Linked DNA regions of Homo sapiens: regions 1 and 2 are each linked to region 3. Evidence: chromatin loops called from intact Hi-C (ENCODE). Cell type or tissue: B cell. All regions are shown on one strand.

Region 1 (8,000 bases), 130 kb after region 3:
GGCCAGGCCACCGAACACAGGAGAAAGGCTGTCGGAGTGACGCTGAGTTGAGGTTGGGGTGTGTTGTCTTGGAAGTATTTGCGGGACGCCCAGGTGGAGGTGCACAGCAGTCAGTAGAACCCCACAGCCCTGCTGCTACACCAAACCCATCTTCTCCCCACCCACCCTGCCCCCTCCCCCAGCCCCATCTTCCTCACCCCCCTCCTCCCTCCATTCTAGAGCCACCAGACTCCTGGAAAGCCCCAGTGCTTCCTCTGGGTTCCCAAGTCCTTGCACCTGTGTGGCACCAGGGCCTCCTCCCTGAAGCAACAGTTCGCCTCCCGTGGAGTGGGCATCGCAGATCCGCTCCCATTTCCGGCCTGCCCTTAATGTCCTCAGATGCTGGGATGGGAGTTTTCTAGTCTGTTTTCCCCTGGCAGCAGTGGGGACTTGATCTCCCTCCACGTCGTGTGGCCACAGCCTGTGACTCCATCCCCGTTAAGTGAACCAACACCGAATTGAGGAAGATCCCGTGCCGACCTGCACACTGATCTGTTGCAAGTCTGCTCATCAGGGTTCCTAGAGGGCAGCCACCTGGGCTGTGGCAGGGAAAGAACTGGGTGTGTAGGGGAATCAGGAAGGGGGATTTGTGGCAGACAGAGCTTGGGATGAGATGGGACCCAGGGTGCCTGGGAGAGACCTCTCACCAGAGGTTAGGAATCTAGATGCTAACCCTGGCCCTGCTACTGTGCTGCTGTGTGACCTTGGGCATGTTACCCAACTGCATGCATCTCCTCTGTCATACTCAGGCTCAACAGCATAGCCTGGCAGCCGGACATGTGGGCTGTCGACCTCCCTGTGTCACCTTCCTGCAGGGCGGCCTCTCTGCCATCAGGAGAGGGGAAGCCCACAGAGCCACAGTGAGCAGTGCTGGAGGGGTGGGCGCTTGGCAGAAAGCCCAGCAAGGTGTTTTAGCAGCAACAGGACAATAGAGCGGCTTAGCACCGGGAGCTTATTCTGCTTATTTTCCCATCTGTGTGTCGGGACATGCCAGGGCTGGGTGTCTACATTTCGGTAAGCCTCTTGCTACAATAGCATTCTCAGCAGCTTCAGTCACTTAGACCACAGTGGTAATCCGCTCAGGAAGAGCCCAGCCCTCGCCGCAGCAGCCCGGGGGGCCGTATTTGGGGCAGGACGCCCGTCTGCCTCTGCAGCCACTCCTATTGCCTGCCTGCCTCTCTTTCCTTGTCCAGTGTGTCACCTTCAGATGCCCTACAGGCCCCCCAACAAGGGTGGGTCAGTGGGAGCACTGATGGGTCCCTCCCAGCTGAAGGGAATTAGGTTAGACATGAGGAAGAACTGTCCCAGTGTTGGGGTGGCAAGTAAAGAGGAAGGTGGTTTCTTTTTCCCTAAACAGTTTTAAAAATATTAGCTATTCTTCTATCTGAGGTACAGTCAGGTGAGTTTGGCCTGGGGGCAGGGAGATGGCCACTGAGCCCCTGGAAAGGAGTTGAGTGGGGCTGGGCTTGGGGGAGGGAGGGCTACAGCAAAGACATGGGTGAGGAGGAGCTCTGGAAATAGCTCCCCCAAGGGGAAACATCTCCCTTTCCTCCTTGAGGTAACTGATCAGACTGGGAGTTCTGAGTCCTGGCTGTAGGGGCTGCCAGATTCTAGAAGCCTCTCTGACCCCCAGGTTCCTTTTCTGTCACACAGTTTTTGAGTAACTATAAAACATCTCTGGGCTGGGTGCGGTGGCTCACGCTTGTAATCCTAGCACTTTGGGAGGCTAAGGCAGGAGGATCGCTTGAACCCAGGAGTTTGAGACCAGCCTGGGCAATATAGCAAGACCCCATCTCTACAAAAATTAAAAAAAATTAGTCAGGCATGGTGGTACATGTCTGTAGTCCCAGCTATTTGGGAGGCTGAGGTGGGAGGATCGCTTGAGCCCGGGACGTCGAGGCTACAGTGAGCCGCGATCAAACCACTACACTCCAGCCTGGGCAACAGAGCAAGACCCTGTTCTCCCTCACCGCTCCCCCTCAGAACCGCTCCCCCTCAGAAAAGTCTCTGATCTGACACTCTCAGCATTTGATACTATTCACCCCTTCTTCCATTTTGAAATGTTCTTCCTTAATTATTGAAAGCAATATTCTTCAGGCTCTCTTGCATCTTCCATAGGAATTAGGAATCTTCTATTTGCAGGAAACAGAAAAGCTCTCTACCTAACAGGCTAAAAAATACAGGACATCTATTCATTCACAAATGGTTCCAGCAAGGACTGATGGAGCAACGCAGGGATGTCACATAGGGCTAGTTCTTTCTTTCTGCCCCTCTGTCTTCCTCAGCCTCATGCTCCCTCCCAGGCTGCTGCTCTTGGTGCCACCTGCCTCTTCCTTCACACAGTGATAGAAAGAGCTTCTTGTCCCAGGGTGTCATTCAAAAGCCCTGTAAGTCTCTGGTTGGCAAGACTTAGGAGACATGTCCCCCTCGAATCAATCATGATACCATGTGCTCCACTCCACAGCCAGAGATCCCTTCTGTCCCCAGAGTTGCCAGGATCTTCCAAATGAAAATAGGAGCTGCTGAGGTGGAGAAGGGGACTGGCCACTGGGGAGACCTCAACACATACCCTTGCCCTGACCCCTCCCACCTCTAGTTCTCTTCCTGCTGGCCTCAGCCTCCCTCTCCACACTGGCTCCCCCTGCATCCAGAGTCCCTCCCCGGCTGCAAGACCATGCCCCTGTGGCTGATTCCCTCCTTATCCACACTGAAGCCCTGACTGTCTTCCAACATCCTGTCCTGTATCTTGATCTGTTCACGAAGCATTTCTACTTGATGTCCTCAAATTAACCCTCATATAAAAAGAACTAATGATCCTTTCCCTGACATCACACGCCCGTCCCCCGACACACACACACACACACACACACACACACACACACACACACACACATTGCTTGACTCTCCAGTTATTCCCATGTTGGGCTGGTCCTTCTCCTTTACCCCCAACATCACATCCTGCAGGACATCCTGGCAGTTCTCCGTTGCGTCTACAGTTAGTTACCTTAAGCCTGGGCCACAGAAACATACTCCCCTAGTCTACAAAAATTAAAAGAAAAATTAGTCTACTCTTCAGTCCCAGACATGCTCCCAGTCTCCTCCTCACTTGGATGTCAGCCTTCCTGAAATGCCACTGCTTCCTGTCCCCCCTCCCTCAAACACCTTCAATGACTCCCCGTCTCTCACATGACCAAATTGACCTCCCTTCGCCTGGCATTTGAAGCTCTCTGAGAACCAGCCTGCTCTAACTTGATGGGCTTCGCTCTGCCGTCTGGTACAGATGTCTGTCTGGTTCACCATATACCTAGAAAGACCCTGAGCGTTCCTGCCTCTTCACTCCCCTGTAGCTTCCCAAAGGTCCCCATGCTCCTGGCAGCCTTCCCTGACCACCACAGCCCCACAATCTCTCTGTCACTGTCTGGGTCAGTTGCCTGGCCCTCAGAGTCACTGCCCAGCCTCCCATTTTTGTGTGTGTAGAACTGTCTGCCTTTGTATTCCCAACTGCATCCAAAGCCCCTTGAGATAAGAGTCGCTGTCCTCAAATGCCCTGGGGGAGCCTGTTCTTGGTAGAAATGAGCTCCTGTGCATGGAAGCACCTTGCACCATTCTGAGTTCTGAGAGGGCAGAAAGGGTGGTTTGGTGTTTTACCAGGGAGGAGGTCAGGAGCAGGACCATTGAAAGAAACTGCAGACATTAGAGCCTCCTCAGGGAGGGTGCGGTTGTTAAGGGCAGCCTGCTTACAGGAGAGAGCCACAACCTGGCATCAGAAGACACCAGCTATGACCAGGCATGGTGGCTCACGCCTGTAACCCCACCACTTTGGGAGGCTGAGGCGGGCGGATCACCTGAGGTCCGGAGTTCCAGACCAACCTGACCAACATGGAGGAACCCAATTGCTACTAAAAATATAAAATTAGCCGTGTGTGGTGGCGCATGCCTGTAATCCCAGCTACTCGGGAGGCTGAGGCAGGAGAATCACTTGAACCCGGGAGGCGGAGGTTGCAGTGAGCCGAGATCAGGCCATTGCACTCCAGCCTGGGCAACAAAAGTGAAACTATGTCTCAAAAAAAAAAAAAAAAAAAAAGGAAGAAGAAGGAGAAGAAGAAGGAGGAAGAGGAGGAGAAGGAGAAGGAGCAGGAGAGGGAGGAGAAGAAGGAGAAGAAGAAGAAGGAGGAGGAGGAGAAGGAGAAGAAGAAGGAGGAGGAGAAGGAGAAGGAGAGGGAGAAGAAGGAGAAGAAGGAGAAGAAGGAGGAGGAGGAGGAGGAGGAGGAGGAGGAGGAGAAGACACCAGCTACGATCCCAGCCACCCTGCTCACCCGCCGTGGGATCTTGGAGAAGTCACTTAGCCTCTCTGAGCTTTGGTTTCCTCACCTCGATGAAGGGGTATCATGTTACCTGCTCTGCCTGCATCCCTGGGCTGTTGGAGGAGCACATAAGGCAATGTGCATGGAAGGGCTTTGCAAAACTCTGCAAATAGACTGGCCAAGGAGTGTGTATCCAGTGGCCTGGCCTCAGTCTGGCCTGCCAGTGGGAGAGGCGAAAGGGCAAGAAGGAAGCCTGGCCCGCCCCCAGCGGGAGGCTGTGCACCCGTCTGGCCCTCAGCAGGCCATGGGGAGAACAGAAGCTGATCAAAGGCCAGGGTTGTAAACAGCAGGGGAGGGCACCTCTCCCCAGGAAGGGGGACCTGCGGACCAGCTCCATCTGACACCCTCCTGGCCGCCAGCAGGGACTTCCTGCCCTCTAGTGGACATAGTTAGGAGGTGCACCCACTTCTGAAGCCTGCGGGCTTCAGAAGCTGGCTGCGGGCTGCCTGGCCTAACAGCAGCAAGATCTACAGATTGCAGAACGCCATCTGGCACCAACAACTGTGGCATGAACTTTGTTATCTTTTGGAATTCTCAACAACCTTTCAAGGTTTGCATTATTATTCTCATCTTACAGAGGTGGATCCTAAGGCTTAGAGGGTATGGAATCACTCAAAGCCATAATGTTGGGGCTGGGCTTCCTCTCCACACCAGAGTGTGTGTGGAGTGGGGGTCTGAGTCCCTCTAGGCCAGGTCTCATGGAGCCGGGGGTGTGGAGGATGTGGGCTCATTGTCAAGAAAGCCAGGCACGGTGGCTGATGCCTATAATCCCAGCACTTTGAGAGGCGAGGCCGAGGCAGGAGGATCGCTTATGCCCAGGAGTTCGAGACCAGCCTGGGCAACATAGTGAGGCCCCATCTCAAAATAAAAAAAAAAGAGAAAAAAGAAAGAAAGAAAAGAAAATCAGGACAGCTGGTGTTCTGACAAAGGCCTCCTGAAAACCCACCCCCTTCCCCTCTGTCTCTGTCTGCAGCTTGAACTTCCCTTCCAACATGGGGGCCAAACCTGTGGCCCATGACCCTTATCCTCTGAGGTAGGGTTGGCAAGCTTTTCTGTAAAGGGTGGGATAATAAACATTTTAAGCTTTGTGGGCCCTGTGGTTTCTGTTGCAGCTACTCAACTCTGCCGTTGTAGCAGGAAGCAGTCACAGACAATGCATAAGTGAATGAGCACGGCAGCGTTCCAATAAAACTTTATTTATAGACACTAGAATTCCAGTTTTTATAAATTGTCATGTGTCATGAAAGATTGTTTTTCTTTTTGGATTTTTTTTTCAGCCGTGTAAGAAAGTAAAAACCATTCTTAGCTTTCAGGCGGTCCAAAAACAGAGGCAGGCAGTGATTTCCCGATCCCTGCCCTAAGATGCAGGAGTCCATCTCTGAAGTATTGATACTTCAGCTCCTCTCGTGTGACTGTTTCAAGTCCCTTTCCCTTGTTCCATTTCTTCTTCCAGTGCCCTCTGTGATGCCAGAACCCAAGGTCCTGCCCTCAACTCTCTGTCCTCCCTTCCAGGGGACTTTTCATTCCATTGTCACAGTCGGCCGCAGGAAGTGCCAGCACATGCCCCTTTGCCCTCACTCCTCAGCCACAAAGACTTTTCCGACCACCGACGGTCACCCATCCTTCAGCTTGCCTCACACCTCACCTCAACATCTGTGTGTTTTAAGAGCCATTTGCTCTTAAAACAGTGGCTCACACCTGTAACCCCAACACTTTGGGAGGCCAAGGCAGGTGGATCACCTGAGGTCAGGAGTTCAAGACCAGCCTGGCCAACATGGCGAAACCCCATCTCTACTAAAAATACAAAAAAAAATTAGCCAGGCCTGGTGGTGGACGCCTGTAACGCCAGCTACTTGGGAGGCTGAGGCATGAGAATCGCTTGAACCTGGGAGGCGGAGGTTGCAGTGAGCCAGGGTTGTGCCATTGCACTCCAGCCTGGGTAACAGAGTGAGACTCTGTCTCAGAAAAAAAAAAAAGAAAGAAAAAAAGAGCTATTTGCCTTCTGCAAACCCGCAGAACAGACATGGCACGCTAGAGAAAGCAGACTTGTTTTGCCACCGCTCTAACTTGGATCTAAATCCTGACTCTCCCACCAGCCAGCATGTGATCTTTATCCTTTCCCTCTCTGGGCACTCATTGTGTCCATGTTTCATGCTAGTGTTGGAGAAGCAGTGTGGTGCTGTGATGTGAGCACTGAGTAAGTATCCAGGTGCCCCGGGGTCTGGTTCCAGCTCTGCGTTTTGTAGCCCTGTGACTTGAGGGAAGTTACAGGTACTGGAGGGCTCGAGCCATTTGCATTTGCATCAGGATAGACCTGGATCTCTAAAGAGATCAACATTTGGGGCCTGGCACAGTGGCTCATGCCTGTAAACCCAGCACGTTGGGAGGCCGAGGCAGGTGGATCCATTGAGGTCAGGAGTTTGAGACTAGCCTGGCCAACATGGTGAAACCCTGTATCTACTAAAAAATACAAAAATTAGCCGGGCGTGGTGGCACGCACCTGTAACCCCAGCTACTTGGGAGGCTGAGGCACAAGAATCACTCGAACCTGGGAGGTGGATGTTGCAGTGAGCCGAGATCGCACCACTGCACTTCAACCTGGGCAACAGAGCGAGACTCTTAAAAACAGAGAGAGATAAACATTTGGGAATCAACAGAGTATAGATCAGGGTTATCCAATCTTTTTGCTTCCCTGGGCTACATTGGAAGAAGAACTGTCTTGGGCTACATAGAAAATATACTAACAATAGCTGATGAGGTTTTAAAAATCTCATAATGTTTTAAGAAAGCCTATGAATTTGTATTAGGCCACATTCAAAGCCATCCTGGGCCACATGCAGCCCACCGGCTGCAGGCTGGACTAGCTTGCTATAGGTGGTCACGTAGCTGTGGCGAGGATGTCATCATCCAGAGAGAAGTTGAGTACCAGGGACAGAGTCCTGAAATACGCACACAGGGTCAGTCTTAACCTTTGGTGGCCAGGAGGTGGCAGTATATGCCACTAAGGGGTGTTCTGAGGGGCAGGAAAGGGGCACTCAGGAGAGAGAAGCAGATCTCCCAAACTTCAGATTTACTTCCTAGTTGGGCAGTGGTGCCTGGCACCTAGGTGGTGTGGGGAGTGAGGGATGAGGTAGATGGAGATGAATCAGACGGAAGTAGAACTATGTGTAGCTTTCAACTAAAAACTCACTGGAGGCTAGGCTCTGCGGCTCGCACCTGTAATCCCAGCAATTTGGGAGGCTGAGATGGGCAGACCGCCTGAGTCTAGGTGTTCAAGACCTGCCTGAGCGACATGGTGAGACCATGTCTCTACAAAATTTTTTTTTTAAATTAGCCAGGTGTGGTGGTGTGCACCTGTGTTCCCAGCTACTTGGGACTTGGGAGGCTGAGGCAGGAGGATCACTTGAGCCCAGGAGGGTGAGGTTGCAGTGAGCCGTGTTCATACCACTGCACTCCAGCCTGGGCAACAGAACAAGATCTCCTGTCTCCAAACAAAAGCAAAAACAAAAACCTCACTGGATGGGGATCAAGATGTTACATTGCGAGAAGCACTTAACTAGGAGCCCAAAGGGTAGGGTATCTAGGTTCAAATCCCAG
Region 2 (8,000 bases), 300 kb after region 3:
CATACCTTTGGATTAAAAGATTACAAGAGAAATGGGCACGGTGGCTGAAGCCTGTAATCCCAGCAATTTGGGAGGCCAAGGCAGGTGGATCATATGAGGCCAGGAGTTCGAGACCAGCCTGTCCACAACGTGGTGAAACCCCGTCTCTACTAAAAATACAAAAAAATTAGCCGGGCGTGCTGGCAGGCACCTGTAATCCCAGCTATTTGGAAGGCTGAAGCAGGAGAATCGCTTGAACCCAGGAGACGGAGGTTGCAGTGACCGAGATCGAGTCACTGCACTCCAGCCTGGGTGACAGAGTGAGACTCCTTCTCAAAACAAACAAAAAAAGATTACAAGAGGATTTAATAACAAGATTACAAGAGGATTTAAGAGACATATCAGCCCGTGGCAATGTATGGAATTTATTCAGATTCCAATTTGAAAAAAACTATACCCCCAAACATTTATGAGGCCGGGAAATGTAAACGGTGACTGGATATTTGCTTATCTTAAAGAATTACTATTCTTAGGTATCATCATGGTAGCGTGACTACTTAAAAAAAAAAAGTCCTGGCCGGGCTTGGTGGCTCACGCATGTAATCCCCCAGCACTTTGGGAGGCCGAGATGGGCAGATCACCCGAGGTTAGGGATTCCAGACCAGCCTGGCCAACATGGTGAAACCCCATCTCTACAAAAAATACAAAAATTAGCCAGGCATGGTGGCTCATGCCTGTAATCCCAGCTACTTGGGAGGCTGAGACAAGAGAATCACTTGAACCCAGGAGGCAGAGGTTGCAGTGAGCAGAGATCGTGCCATTGCACTCCAGCCTGGGCGACAAGAGTGAAACTATGTCTCAAAAAAAAAAAAAAAAGAAAAAAAAAGTCCTTATCTTTTAGAGATATATTCTGAAATATTTCCTAATGAAATATGCTATCTGAAATTTGCTTCAATGTTATGTAAGAGGAATGTACAGAAGTATTGATGAAACAATGTTGACCATGAGCTGGTAATTGCTGAAGATGAATGATGAGTACATTGGCATTCTTTATACTCTTCTCTCTGCTTTTGTAGGTATTTAACATCTCCATGACAAAAAGTTTAAAACAGGCTGGGCGCGATGGCTCACGCCTGTAATCCCAGCACTTTGGGAGGCCGAGGCAGGCAGATCACTTGAGGTGGGGAGTTTGAGACCAGCCTGGCCAACATGGCAAAACCCTGTCTCTACTAAAACTACAAAAAAAAAAAAAAAAAAAAAATTAGCCAGGCATGGTGGCATGTGCCTGTAGTCCCAGCTACTCAGGAGGCTGAGGTGGGAGAATCACTTGAACCCGGGAGGTGGAGGTTGCAGTGAGCTGAGATGGTGCCACTGCACTCCAGCAGCCTGGGCAACAGAGTGAGACTCCATCTCAAAAAAAGAAAAGTTTAAAACAGCATTTTGAATATATGTCCCTAACTGGATATATCCCAAGGACTAAAACAACCACAAAGAAATCTTAAATTTCATTTAGTAATGTTATTGTCAGCAATATATTACTATTGTCACTTTGGAAACTTATATAGACTGAATGATAAAGCATATAAGTAATTATGTTAATATGACTAGGAACCCAAAATTTCAGCTCACTGCAACCTCCGCCTCCCGGGTTCAAGCGATTCTCCTGCCTCAGGCCCCCGAGTAGCTGGGACTACAAGTGCACGCCACCACGCCCAGCTAATTTTTGTATTTTTAGTAGAGACGGGGTTTCTCCATGTTGGCCAGGATGGTCTTGATCTCGTGATCTGCCTGCCTTGGCCTCCCAAAGTGCTGGGATTACAGGCGTGAGCCACAGCGCCCGGCCCCTGCAAAATATATATATTTTTGAGATGGAGTTTTGCTCTTGTCACCCAGGCTGGAGTCCAGTGACACGATCTCAGCTCACTGCAACCTCCACCTTCCGGGTTCAAGTGATTCTCCTGCCTCAGCCTCCCAAGTAGCTGGGATTACAGGCATGCGCCACCACGTCCAGGTAATTTTTGTACTTTTAGTAGAGATGGGGTTTCTCCATGTTGCTCAGGCTGGTCTCAAACTCCTGACCTCAGGTGATCCACTCGCCTCAGCCTCCCAAAGTGCTGGGATCACAGGCATGAGCCACCGTGCCCAGCCACCCTGCAATATTTAATTTGACTTGGAACATCAGTATTAACTTACTTTTTGTTGTTTCTGAAAGATAAACATCTCCTAGCTATGCCCACTGAAAAGACCTAAAAAAAAAAAAAAAAAAAAAAAGGCCAACCTAGTAGCAACCCTGTACTCAGATTGTGGTCCCTGACATGCACCAGAGATTGAGAAATGGCCAAGTCCATGTCTGGGGCAGGAAATGGACAAGATGAACTTGAGCTATCTTGTGCCTAAAATCAAGGAAACATCAAAGGCTACTGGAGTGGTCAAAAGAACACAGGAAACATCCGGAAGGAGGTCCCAGATGGACAGCTTGAGCCTCAACAATACCAACTGCAATGGATTGAAACACAAATGCATGAAATCCACAAGTTTGTAATGATAATTAATTTAAAACAATAACCTCACTGATCACCTTTGGTAGCTGTTAGAGCATCATCTGATTACTCCAAAAATTGGTAAGTGATGGGATAGTATCAAGCATTTATCATAGTTTTCCCATACAAACCATATTTTAGCATAATCAAATAATGAATGAGGAAAACATTTTCTTTATGGAAGACTCATACCGAATAAGTAATTAAGGAGTGATAGAACTAGAAAATCATAAATTTGCATATCTAATGCAATAGAATCTAGGCAATGATCATCAATGGTTTAGGAGAAGGGTTAATGAGACACTTTATAATGGCCAACATGGGCAACATCTCTACAAAGATAAAAACTAGCTGGTGTGGTGGTACACACCGTAGTCCTAGCTACTTGGGAGGCTGAGGCAAGAGTATTGTTTGAGCTCAGGAGGTGGAGGCTGTAGTGAACTATGATTGCACCACTGCACTCAGCCGGGGTGACAGAGTGAGACCCCGTCTCCAAAAAAACCCACAAACCGTATAATGGATGGGTCAGTCTGACATCACCTGAACCCACTGAAAGTGGAACAGTGAGGCATGATGTGCCACATGAGATGATGCCATCTCCACAGCTCCGCTTATGAAATAGTCCTGTCAAAAAATAAATAAAAATCTGGCTGGGCACGGTGGCTCACACCTGTAATCCCAGCACTTGGGGAGCCCAAAGCGGGTGATCACCTGAGGTCAGGAATTCCAGACCAGCCTGGCTAACATGGTTAACCCCGTCTGTACCAAAAAATACAAAAAATTATCTGGGCATAGTGGTGCGTGCCTGTAAATCCCAGCTACTCGGGAGGATGAGGCACAAGAATTTGCTTGAACCTGGGAGGCGGAGGTTACAGTGAGCTGACATCATGCCACTGCACTCCAGCCTGGGCAACAGAGCGAGACTCCGTCTCAAAAATAAATAAATAAATAAATAAATAAATAAATAAATAAATAAATAAATAAATAAATCTATCTAAATTTATTCAAGCCTCCTAGCTCTTATTAGCTTACAGGGGAAAAAAAAAGAGGACAAAGAGGAGTATCTTTTTATTTTTTGTGGAGATGGGGTTTCACCACATTGCCCAGGCTGGTCTCAAACTCTTGGGCTTGAGTGATCTGCCTGGCTCAGCCTCCCATAGTGCTGGGACCACAGACGTGAGTCATCTGTGCCTGGCTCAAGAGGAGCATCTTAAACACCACTCTGAGGATACGGTCAGCCAAATATAGAATGGGGGCAATTCTGTAGGAAAAATTATTGTTCATCAATAAGTAGCACTGAAAGAATAGAGGAGCTGTTAGAGATTAAGAGAAACCTGAGACACACAGCAACTAAATACAATTTGTTTATCTCAGTTGATTCCTGATTCAAACCAACCAAAGAATTTTTGAGGCAATTGGAGAAAACTGTCCATGGACTGGATAATTGATAAGGAATTATTGTATACTTTGTGGGATATCATGGTATTGTGATCAAGTTGTTAAAAATTCAGTCCTATTTCTTAGAGACACATACAGAAGTATATACAGGTGAAACTAAATTGTCTGGCACCAGCTTTAAAAATACCCTAGGGGATGGGGGAAAGGGAAAGATGAAACAAAGCAGCAGAATGTTAATAACTGTTGCAGCTTGGTTCTTTATATCTGGCTCCCTACTTGTGTATATTTGAAATTTTCCGTAACAAAAAAGTTAAATGTAGAACATTTTTTTAAAATAGGTAAAACAAGCCCTTGCACAGGTTATTAACGGAACTGAACTCTTGGGAATTTAAGGAACTGGAAGGCCAGTCGAGGTTGGAGGCATCGGGGAGATGGCAGGGCAGGGAAGACTCTGAGTTTGACCGGACCTGGCACGAGGGTGGAGGAGAGGGGAAGGGGCATGAACCAAGGCACAGTGGGGTCAAAAGCCTCATCGTGCACATGCCAAGTGCATTCCCTATTCCCATGCTGTGGGTGATGGGTGCTTGTTCCATCTCCTGGCCACACTATGGGTTTTTTTTTTTTTTTTCATTTTTTGAGATGGAGTTTCACTCTTGTCACCCAGGATGGAGTGCAATGGCACGATCTCGGCTCACTGCAACCTCCACCTCCTGGATTCAAGCGATTCTCCTGCCTCAGCCTCCCGAGTAGCTGGGATTACAGGCACGCACCACCACACCTGGCTAATTTTTTATATTTTTAGTAGAGACAGGGTTTCATCATGTTGGCCAGGCTGGTCTCGGAACTCCTGACCTCAAGTGATCCACCTGCCTCAGCCTCCCAAAGTGCTGGGATTACAGGCGTGAGTCATCATGCCCATCCCTACTCAGGGGTCTTTTAGAAGGAAAATGCCACCATTGCCCCACACTTCAGACTCTTTCTGACCCCCTCTCCCCAACTCCGAAACCCCCCAGTCCAAGGTGCAGCACAACCCCCCACAATTGGCAATTGACACAAAGAGTGCTGGTCTATGCCTCCACCTGCTGGTGGCCACTGGGAAGTGAAGCTGTCAAAAGCCAAAGGGCTCCCTGAACTGAGAGTTAAGAATGTTGTAGAAAGATCAGGTCTTTCCCCCTCCTAAAAGAAACACATGCCAATAAACATATAAGAAAGCCTTTAATTTTGTCACCATAAACATTATACTCTGATTGCTCACTTACAGTATAAAATATTCACCCCGCTAAATAAATAAGACGACATTATTGCAAACGGCACTTAAACCCCCCCTGAGAGATAAGACCTCCCTTAGCTCAGGCAGGGGGTGCTCCTGAGTTTCTGTGTGAGATTCCCCAAGCACAGATATACTCTGGGGGCTGAGATGGACAAAGGCTTGGGAAACCGCACTTTGTGCTTCTGGTCCTGCAGTAGCTCCAAACAGGGTTGTGGAGCTGGTGGGGAAAGTTGGGGGTAGGGGAAAGTTGGGGGTAGGGGAAATTTTGGGCAGTGCCTTCATCAGCCCAGTCCTAGAGAGAGTAGAGGGGAGTGGAAGTGGGGGGAACCAGGCTGGGCCAAGAGAAGAGGGGTGGTTAGGGAAGCCGTTGAGACCTGAAGCCCCACCCTCTACCTTCCTTCAACACCCTAACCTTGGGTAACAGCATTTGGAATTATCATTTGGGATGAGTAGAATTTCCAAGGTCCTGGGTTAGGCATTTTGGGGGGCCAGACCCCAGGAGAAGAAGATTCTGGCAATGATCAGCCCAATGACCAGCTATCTCAGGGGACCTGATTGTTGGGGATCCCCCACCCTACCCAAATATTAGACACCAACACAGAAAAGCTAGCAATGGATTCCCTTCTACTTTGTTAAATAAATAAGTTAAATATTTAAATGCCTGTGTCTCTGTGATGGCAACAGAAGGACCAACAGGCCACATCCTGATAAAAGGTAAGAGGGGGGTGGATCAGCAAAAAGACAGTGCTGTGGGCTGAGGGGACCTGGTTCTTGTGTGTTGCCCCTCAGGACTCTTCCCCTACAAATAACTTTCATATGTTCAAATCCCATGGAGGAGTGTTTCATCCTAGAAACTCCCATGCAAGAGCTACATTAAACGAAGCTGCAGGTTAAGGGGCTTAGAGATGGGAAACCAGGTGACTGAGTTTATTCAGCTCCCAAAAACCCTTCTCTAGGTGTGTCTCAACTAGGAGGCTAGCTGTTAACCCTGAGCCTGGGTAATCCACCTGCAGAGTCCCCGCATTCCAGTGCATGGAGCCCTTCTGGCCTCCCTGTATAAGTCCAGACTGAAACCCCCTTGGAAGGCCTCCAGTCAGGCAGCCCTAGAGACTGGGGAGAGAGGAGAGGGACGCCCCAGCCCCCAGCTGTGCAGCTACGCACCTCAGCAGCACAGGGTGGCAGCAGAGAGCCACATTACTTTGGCAGCAACAGAAACTGGCGGCCAGCCCGGCAGCCCCATGGGGCTAACAGGAGCGGGGAGCTGGGACCCAGTGAGGCAGGCCCTCCACCCCAATGTGCTGGAAGTTTTCTACGCTGAGTATTTGGCCAAGTCGCTCTTGTCAAATACTACCTGTGTAGCAAAGTAAATGGCGACCAGACCCAGGCCTGCGGCAGACACCATATAGGCAGTGACAGACTGGCTGAGCTGGACAATGGAGCCCATAAACAGGGATGGGGCCACCTGGGACAGCAGGAAGGCACTATCCAGGATGGCGAGGTCCAGGCAGATGCCCCGGCCCGGAACCACCCTGGCCTCGGTGGGCTCACCCACCACCACACGTACGGAGACATCACAGGCAGAGGCCCCGCAGAGCGCGGGTGGAGGTGGGAGCAGGCCACTGCCTCCAGCACCCACGTGTCCATTAGGGAAGGGAGCTCCAGGCTTAGGGCCTGGCAGGAAGCTGGTCATCAGGCTGTCCTCACTGCTAGCACCTCCAGTGTCCCCTCGGTATTTGGGCAGGAACACCTAAGGCAGAGGGGTGAAGAAAAGGGGAAGAGGACAGGTGTGTACCCAGCACTGGCACCACCCCAGCTGTGAGAACAGACCCTTGCCTCCATCCCAGGGGCAATGGGACTTCATGAGAATCAGGAGCAGGAGAGAAGATGGAGACCCTACTTGGTCCAAGTCTAACCAGGACCCTTCCTCAGGAGTGGGAGAAGGGTAACGGGGTAGGGCGGGGACAAATGTGAACCCAGAAGTCTAGGTCTCCTCTAGCCTCTTAGAACAGGTAAGAGGCAGACAAACTCAATATCACAGATCAGAGAGAACAGAGCTCCAAGGTAAGGAAAAGACACAGGGGGAATGAAGACGGTGGTAAGAGATGCACAGAACAGAGGAACAAAAGCCAAGGCAGGGCCCCTGATGGCCCAAACCCCACGCAGGCTCTCCTAACCTTCCTTCCTGCCTGCCCTCCACTCCGACATCTGGAAATCCTCATTGCCCGGTGCAGAGAAGCTCTGCCTCTCTGGGGTCCCAGATGCCACTAGGGTAGCTGCCCTGCCATGAGCTCCCTTGTCCCCAGCCTTGGGGCAGGGAGAATCCAGTAGACCCCAAGCAGGAGGAATGTCCCTCTTCCCACCTCCCCCAGCCCCAGCTGTGCTAATGTTGAAGGCTTCTCACTTCCTTCCTGCTGTCTGACTTAGATCAGAGTGACTGGTCGACCACCATCCCCCCAACCCCTGCCCTTGATGGCCCAGAGCCTCCTATTTAAGGACAAGGCCAGGTCTTATCCAACATTGTCCCCATGCCAGAAGAGTTGAGTTGGCTGCATTTGCGAGGTGGGAGCCATGGCAGAGCTCAAACCTGACACCAGGGAAGCCCACGGCTCACCATGCAGCTCAACAAGTGGGCAAAGGAACAGGCAGACAGCGTGCAGTGCCAAGTCTGCCATCAGCTGCTGTTAGGAAGGGGCCTCCCAGGACTTCTCCTCCCTGCCTGCCACCCCAGGAATGTCCGCTGAGGTTGGAGTCTGGAGTGGTCCGAGGACAGACATGCTCCTCCATCTGGAGAAGATGGCTAGCCCCAGAACGTT
Region 3 (8,000 bases):
CCCCAGGTCCAGTCACCAGTGAAGACTTTATCAGGGCTTCCCCTGGCTACCCTCTCTTGCTACCACCACCCTCCTTTCTCTCCAATCAGCCCAGGACAAGGGGGTGCCTTGTGACAGCTGCAGCTGTGGCGAATGGGCTGGCTCCCTATAGACCTTGGGCACCCACCTGCTTCCTGTTGGGTTCTGACCTTTCTGGGGTGCCTGCTGCCAGGAGAGTATGCAAGGGTGGCAGAGGATGCAAGAGCTCAGGTCATCCCGACATGGCTCTTTCTCTAAAAGTGAAAACGTGCCCATTTGTCCCAGGTCACCAGGCTGGGGCCCTTAGGGGGCCTAATCTTCACCCCTTCTCAAGTAGAGGACAGCAGAGCCTTTATGAGGGCAGCTCTGCAGAGGAGAAAAGGCTATAGGCTGGGGAAGGCTGCAGCAGACCACTCAGACACGGCTCTTTAAATGCCCATTAGTAAGTTAATATTGCCCCTTCCAAAGTCAGCAGCATCCTCCATTCTTCTTAATTAAAAAGAGCTCCACGTCCTGGCAGAGCTGAGAGACGGCTCTGAATGATTTACACACCAGCCCTGCTGCTTCCAGCTGGGAAATCAGCAAGGAAGATTGATTGGCAGATGGGCCAGCCTGCCTATCATGATGGCGTGCGTGCCTGTGTGTGCATGTGTGTGTGTGCATGCATGTGTGTGCGCGCACGCATGTGTGTGTGCATGTGTGTGTGTGTGCTGAGGCACTGGGAGCTGGCTCTCCTTCTGGCAGGCTCTAAATGAGCAGGGCCACAGACCCACAGTCCAGCCCCATGGGGCTCTGCAGGCCTAGAGGTAGAGGGCCTGCTAGAAACAGAAGGCTAAACAAAAGGCTGGCCTGCTCACCCTCACCGGAGTCCCTCTTCCTAGGAAAACTGCCTTATTTGGAAGACAAAAGCTCATTTGTTGTCTCATCCCCACCCAGGAGAGAAGGGTCCACTCCCCGAAGATTCCTCTTGTTTCCACATAGAGATTCCTCACCTGGTACATAGCATATATTGGGCTTTTATTTGATCATCACTGCTCACTTTAAGAGCAGGCTTTCGATCTGTGAGCCCGCGGAGTATACACCATGAGCAAAGCTCACCCTCCCGAGCTGAAAAAATTTATGGACAAGAAGTTATCATTGAAATTAAATGGTGGCAGACATGTCCAAGGAATATTGCGGGGATTTGATCCCTTTATGAACCTTGTGATAGATGAATGTGTGGAAATGGCGACTAGTGGACAACAGAACAATATTGGAATGGTGGTAATATGAGGAAATAGTATCATCATGTTAGAAGCCTTGGAATGAGTATAAATAATGGCTGGTCAGCAGAGAAACCCATGCTCTCTCTCCATAGGTCCTGTTTTACTATGATGTAAAAATTAGGTCATGTACATTTTCATATTAGACTTTTTGTTAAATAAACTTCTGTAATAGTCAAAAAAAAAAAAAAAAAAAAGAGGAGGCTTTCTTGGCTGGGCGTAGTGGCTCATGCCTGTAATCCTATCACTTTGGGAGGCTGAGGCGGGCGGATCACCTGAGGTCGGGAGTTTGAGACCAGCCTGATCAACATGGAGAAACCCCGTCTCTACTAAAAATACAAAAATTAGCCAGGGATGGTGGCGCATGCCTGTAATCCCAGCTACTTGGGAGGCTGAGGCAGGAGAATCACTTGAACCTGGGAGGTGGAGGTTGCGGTGAGCTGAGATGGTGCCATTGCACTCCAGCCTGGGCAACAAGGGCGAAACTCCGTCTCAAAAAAAAAAAAAGGAGGTTTTCTCATGGCCTGCCTCTCCTTCCTTGCCTCCCTCCTAACTCCAAATTTTGTCTGACTCTGACATCCAGGGGGATCCAAGGCTGTGGGCCCTTTATGGGGCTGGGAAGAGGATGATGAGGTTCACAGTTTAGGCTGTTTAGGCTGGCATGACACTCAGCCCGGGCCCTCCAGAGAGCCGGGAAGTGACAGCAGTCACCCTGAAAGGTCCCAGGCCTCTTTGCTTCTCCCAGCAGGCCTTGAGGCAGCCTTGTTGTCCATCCCATGCCTCTACTCACTTCTAAGAGCCCACCAGCCTCCCTGGGTGCCAGAGAGGGAGGTCCCGCTCACTCTCCAGATGGAAGGAGGTGCCAGGTCACTGGGGCAGGACCTGTACAGAGGTAGGGAGTGGCTTTTGCTCTCTCCTCACCTCTCCCCTTCTCCTCTGGCACTTTACATTACACACACACACACACATACACACACCCCTTGTTCCCAGAGAAAGGACCAGACAGAGGCACACTGGAGAGGAGGGGGTGGGGACTGGAGCCCAGGCATCATCCAGTGCTTTGCTTTCACCCCCGCTCCCTAGGGAGACGGCAATCTGCTGCAGCAGCAAGGTTGCCATCTGGCGTGCTGACCTGTGCTCTCTGTGCTGGAGACGGGAGAGGGCGGGGACGCGTGATGAGCTGGCTGCGAGTGTGTTGTGTATATGTGTGTCTAAGAAGCCATGAGAGTCTGGAAAGGTGAGAACCAGGCCAAGCTTTGGGTGAATCAAAGGATCTGCCTGTCCTCATCACTCGGCACTCCTGGGGCAGGTGGGTGTGTACCTGAGGATCTCTAAGGAGCCCCAGGAAGCCTGCATTTCTCTCCCAGTGAAGGAGGGAGTGGCAGGGCCTTGGCCCTTGAGCATCCTCCTGTAGCCTGTCGCCAGGAGAATGTGGCTGCCTGCTTAGCACCCAGGAGCTGCCAGTCCATCCCTGCACATCACTAGGCAAGAAACAGAGGGACAATTTTATTCACACCCAGACCTAACAGCTGCCCCCCACGAGGAACCACCACTAGGGATCCAGTGTGTCCTTTGTTCCTCTCTAGTCCTGGCCCAGAAAGGACTATTTTCTTCCTTGGATGCCATCTCCCTGCTTTGGTCCCAGTCTTGGGAATTATGTTCTGAGAGATTCCTTGATAAAAATCCTCCCTAAATCACAGGTTGTACCTCAGTGCAGGGGTCAGCAAGCTATGCCTGAGGGCCAACCCTGGCCTGCTGCCTGTTTCTGTATGGCCTGAAATCTAAGAACAATTTTTACATTTTTAAATGATTGGGGAAAAAAAATCAAAAGAAAAATATTTTGGGATACATGAAAGTGATATGAAATTCACATTTCAGCATCTATAAATAAAGTTATATTGGAACACAGCCACACTCACTCATTTACGTGTTGTCTATGGCGGCTTTCCCACTACAACAGCAGAATGGAGTAGTTGCAACAGAGAGCGCATGGCCCGCAAAGCATAAAATGTTTACTATCTGGCCCTTTACAGAAAATGCTTGTGCCCTCCCCTGCACCTTAGGCTGTTTTAAGGGAACAAGGGGAATGCCACCTTATTCTTTTTATTTTTTGTTTTCTTGTTTGTGTGATACAAGGTCTCACTCTGTCACCCAGGCTGGAGTGCAGTGGCACCATCGTGGCTCACTGCAGCCTCCCGGGCCCAATCAATCCTCCCGCCTCAGTCTCCTGAGTAGCTGGGACTATAGACACGCACCACTCCCAGCTTGCCACCTTATTCTTGACAACGTGCTTCACACCACCGTGGCAATGTTAAGTTGACACGGCAATATCTAGTGGCAATAAAAGGAAACAAACATTTTGAGGGCCCTTGTTGTATACCAGGGACATTTACTCTGTTTATCACATAATCTCTACAACAACCTTGAGAGAAACAAGCACTAAGAGGTCTATTTACATAAGGAAGGAATGGGAGAGATTAGGAAACTCACCAAAGCTATTAGAGTTAGGCAGAACAGGATGCTGGATTCAAACTCAGATCTGCCTAACCCCACAGCCCATATCCTCTTCAGGCCACCATGATTCTAAGATGACCACCAGCAGCCCAGCGAGGACCCACTCAAATGGCTGCTGGTTTGGGCTACCCCCATGAACAGGCAGGGCAATTGGGACTTAGGCTTTAGGGATCCAGGCCCCACCTCAGCTCGCTCCACCTCAGAGCCTGGTCCTGAGCATGGGCCACAGACAAGCCAACAATAGTGACAGCTCCACATCAGCGCCATCTCCCTTTTCTTGCCTCTTTCCTCAACCTTTGCTATCTATTTTCATCACCTTTTAGCTTTCTTTGGAAAGATTAAATTTGCATTTAAATAGAAAACCTCTTGAATGACTCTGATGTAACTTTAGGTACTAATTACAAATTCATTCCTCTTTAAATATTAAGGCACTTCAGTTCATCTCAGGGGTGATGGACAGCAGCAATGCTTGGTATTGATGTGTAATGAATATTGAGCTGTTTATTGCAAAGCGCTTACAATCCCTCACCAGCAGAGGGCAGACAGGAGATGTTCTCAAGACCTATATGGGAGATGTCTTGGGAGCCTAAAATCTGCTAAAAATAAATATCTGTAAGCAGTAATCCTTGAGAGAAATTGGAAGATGGCCAGTGGGATGGAAGCTGCTGGGGGTAGGGTGGGAGCACCCAGAAGTCCTCGGGTTGCCAGTTTCCTCAGTTGCTTATAAGTGTCTCAAGGCAGGTGCATTCATCACTCTTTCCCATCACCAAAACTAATGCCTGGCATTCAATGGGGACCCAAGGAATATTTACTGAATGAATGAGGGAATGAATGAATGAATGGATGAATAAGGCAATTAATCATGATGGGAGAGATCATTCATTCAACTACTATAATGAGTCAGGCATTGCACTTGATAATTTACGTAAGTCTCTTTGTTAAATGATTGATTCCTTTGGATATTTCCCAGGGTCATGAAGATGACGCACAAATTCTCCTTTCTCCTGAAGAATTGCACTTGGTATTTTACCTGCTGATTTCATAGGTGACAAAACAAACTCAGAGAGGTGAAGCAATTAGCCTCAGAGCACCCAGTTCAATCTGAAGCTCAGCCAGGACCCAAACGCTGGTCTCAGGCTCTGAGCCTGGCTCTCTATAAAGTGTATCACTCCCCCTCATCCTGGTGCTAGGCTGGTTATTCCAGTGTTCACAGTGTCACACCCTAATCTTGGCCCTTGTCCTCAAGATGCTGGGAGCCCAAAGTCCAGTCCAGCCTCTCAGCCAGGCTTAATGCCTGGGCTCCAGCCAAACCACTCTATTGCCTGATGCCCAATAGGCCTTTCATTTCCTGCCTCCATACTTGGCTTTGTGCTTTCTGCTTCACATGCTCCTTCCTGCTTGTTGACATTCTATTCATCCTTCAGGGCTTGGCCTGAATGCCGCCTCCTCCACGCCTTGCATGATCCCTGCAGGCAAGAGTCATTTTTCCCGTTTCTATAGAACTTCATCTATAACTATGTTAGCATGATAATAACCACCACTCATTATTCTAAACACCACACTACATTCTTTACATATTTTGTATAATTTGAACCTCATAAAAAGTCAATAATAACAATAATAATCATCTTTAACAAGTATATGGTGCTCAATATGCGTCATGAACTGATCAGAGTTTGGTGTGTGTGTGAGTTGTGTGTGTGTATAATTTAGCCTATAAAGTAGGTACTATTATTATTGTCATTGTACAAAGGTGAAAACTTAGACTTAGAGAGGTTAAATGACTTGCCCAAGGTCACACAGCCAGAACAGGGATGTGACATCTAGCTTGCCTGGCCCCGGAATCCCCATACCTGTCTATGTAGATATTCTTTCTTACCAGATGGTAAGCATCGGAAGGCAGGAACCATGTTATGTGCCATTGCTGTCAAAGCACTTTCCCTTCGGAGCCAAGCACAGCAATGTGTATGTACATAGTAGGTAGTCCATAAGTTTTAAAAATCTTAATTTTAGACCCAGGGGCATGTGCGCAGGTTTGTCACAAGGGTGTATTTCGTGTTGCTGTGGTTTGGGTTTCTATTGATCCCGTCACCTGTATAGTGAACACAGTAACCTAATAGGAAGTTTCTCAGCCCTTGTCCCCCTCCCCCCCTCCCTCCTTTTTGAGTTCCCAGTGTCTATTGTTCCCATCTTGATGTCCATCTGCATCCAGGGTTTACCTCCCACGTTTGTAAGTGAGAATATGCAATATTTGGTTTTCTGTTTGATATTCCATAAAGTTGAGCTGAATTCGGATCAGAAGCCAGAAGTTCTGGAGGTTGGCTGTATGTTGGTCAGTCTGTGCCCTGGACAGCAATCTTTGGAGTTAATTAGCTGGGTTAAAACCAGATGGGAAGGAACCTTTAACTTCAAAGCTAGAGAGGCCCAGCTGAGGAGAAAAGGCCCTTGGAGACCCTTGTCCCTCCTGACCCCCATGCCAGCCTGTCTACCTGGGCAGCCCTCCTCTCACAGACACCACTGCCTGTCTCCCCACCAGCAGGCCCTCAGAATGCCAAGGCATCACTCTGCATAGATGGATTGAAATAAAACTTACCTGACTGGAGGGAAAAGGATCGACACCCGGCGATCATCTGCAAAAGACAAAGAAGGGGAGGGGCCGGGAGAGGGTCGAGCGGGTGTTGGCTCTGAGGCTTGTCCTAGGAGCTGGCTGGGAATAGAGTCGGCAAGGTCCCCAGGGTCCCCAGGGCTTCCTCCACAATTGATGAGTCCACTGCTGCTGCCTCTGGCTGATCGACTGGGATGCAGCCAGGCCCCTATGCACAGGGCATGGGGCCAGCCCCGCCCTGAATGCACAGAAACTTGGGGTCCCTGAGTTCCAGGAGGCGTGACCCCCCTACTGAGAGGGCCTCAGCCAGCTCGTCAGAGCCCCAGTGTCTCCGCGCCTCTCCCTCCACCCAGTCTCAGCTGCAAAGGCCCGCTCTGCGAGGAGAGCGGGTGAGGGGGCGGACACGCTCACACACACAGACAATAACTGCCATGGAAACTAACCAACAAAAAGAAGATTTAGGGAGCCGGACTCCTCTGCCAGATGGGAGAGAATGGAGGGAAGAGAGAAAGGGGCTGTCCTTTGCAACGCTGCCAGTTATGCAAAGGGCAAATGTGCACCTCAGCCCTAATCCAACAATTGCAGATTTTTCCCTCCTCAGGGGTGGGGCTGTGGGTAAAAGGCAGAGAAGTGGGTTGACCTTTTTATATGAAGGTCCCAAACAGCCACCCCATACCTTTGCCTTTCTATGCACAGAGGAGGCATCAGTGTGGTCCAGCGTGGGTGCGAGATTCCCAAGGAAATGCTCAGCACCGCTGGCAAAGCGAAACTCGTTCCACAAAGCAACGTGTTTTACCAGGTCAAGCTGAACCTCAGGGGAATTTGATCACTTTACTTGGGCAGAAGGCTTGAAGGACTTTCTTAGATGAAAAGCCCACTGTTTAATGGGTAGCAAAACAAGGCTTTTCTTCAAGACCAACCTTTCTATCCATGATGTTAAATCTGACTGCCCGTAGTTTAAAGAAAGCCGGGGATGGAGTGGGGGCTAGCATCGATATGGCTTTCCTTCCGATGGCCTTTAGTTTTGTTTGGGGAGATTTTTCTCTCTGGGATAAAAGAAAATCTAATGAGGGAACTTAAAAAAAATTCTCTGGAGGTACTGTAAGGGAAATAAGGTAATCTGAGCACCAGAAATCCTGCTCTAACTCTTTAGCTGTGTGACCTTTGGCAAGTTTCTTCGTCTGTAAAATGGGACCAATGGGGTTGTAGAGAGGATTAAATGAGGTAATATGTGTAACGTGCTTAGAACAGTACCTGGCTCATAGTATTTGCCATTGTTATGGCTATTGTTGTTAATCTTTCTGATCCTCCCTTTCCTCAGCTATAAAATGGAGCCAGTGACACCAATCTCTCATGGATTAAGTGTGAGGATGAATCATGTCGTTATAACTGATGGAGTGGTGGTTATAAGGGTGTATACATTTGTCAAAAACCATCAAACTGTGGGTTTTATTGTGTGTAATTTATACCTCAACTTTTTAAAATATAGGTTTATATCACCAGGTAAAGCAGCCATGAGTGTCTAGAACATAGGAAATATTTATTCCCTTCTTCCTCCCTAGCCATCTTTTCAGGAAGAGAGGAAAGAGAAAGTGAATGTT

The links. A loop is a pair of places that touch in the nucleus more often than their neighbours do. Peaks named below come from ENCODE experiments on the same cell type or tissue, not always from the same donor. Only the 100,000 strongest peaks of a DNase experiment are listed, where the experiment ranks them.
Region 1: a loop joins it to region 3, with 18 times the contacts of the local background. A loop is called at or near these places in 83 of 110 quality-filtered maps.
Region 2: a loop joins it to region 3, with 26 times the contacts of the local background. A loop is called at or near these places in 5 of 110 quality-filtered maps.

Annotation. Positions count from the first base shown.
Region 1 is chr1:205,480,904-205,488,903 of GRCh38, forward strand. No RefSeq gene overlaps it. Among named protein-coding and RNA genes, the nearest start is that of TRK-TTT8-1, 11 kb to the left of the region's middle. RefSeq lists a silencer at 136-195 and an enhancer at 371-971. In B cell, CTCF peaks have their summits at 4,789 (motif pointing left), 4,989, 7,382 (motif pointing right) and 7,592; DNase peaks (open chromatin) are centred at 4,778 and 7,398; H3K27ac peaks cover 410 bases; H3K27me3 peaks cover 3,150 bases.
Region 2 is chr1:205,652,738-205,660,737 of GRCh38, forward strand. It overlaps SLC45A3 (solute carrier family 45 member 3), which reads right to left. Exons shown (of 5, transcript NM_033102.3): 5 at 5,114-6,934. The coding sequence ends at 6,497. Among named protein-coding and RNA genes, the nearest start is that of SLC45A3, 24 kb to the right of the region's middle. RefSeq lists an enhancer at 7,340-7,928. In B cell, CTCF peaks have their summits at 4,996 (motif pointing left), 6,339 and 6,540; DNase peaks (open chromatin) are centred at 4,994, 6,374, 7,004 and 7,614; H3K27ac peaks cover 1,479 bases.
Region 3 is chr1:205,350,146-205,358,145 of GRCh38, forward strand. KLHDC8A (kelch domain containing 8A) reads right to left here and starts at 6,777. Exons shown (of 6, transcript NM_018203.3): 1 at 6,388-6,777. It also overlaps the pseudogene SNRPGP10. RefSeq lists an enhancer at 367-1,274. In B cell, CTCF peaks have their summits at 4,335 (motif pointing right) and 4,540; DNase peaks (open chromatin) are centred at 153 and 4,336; H3K27me3 peaks cover 415 bases.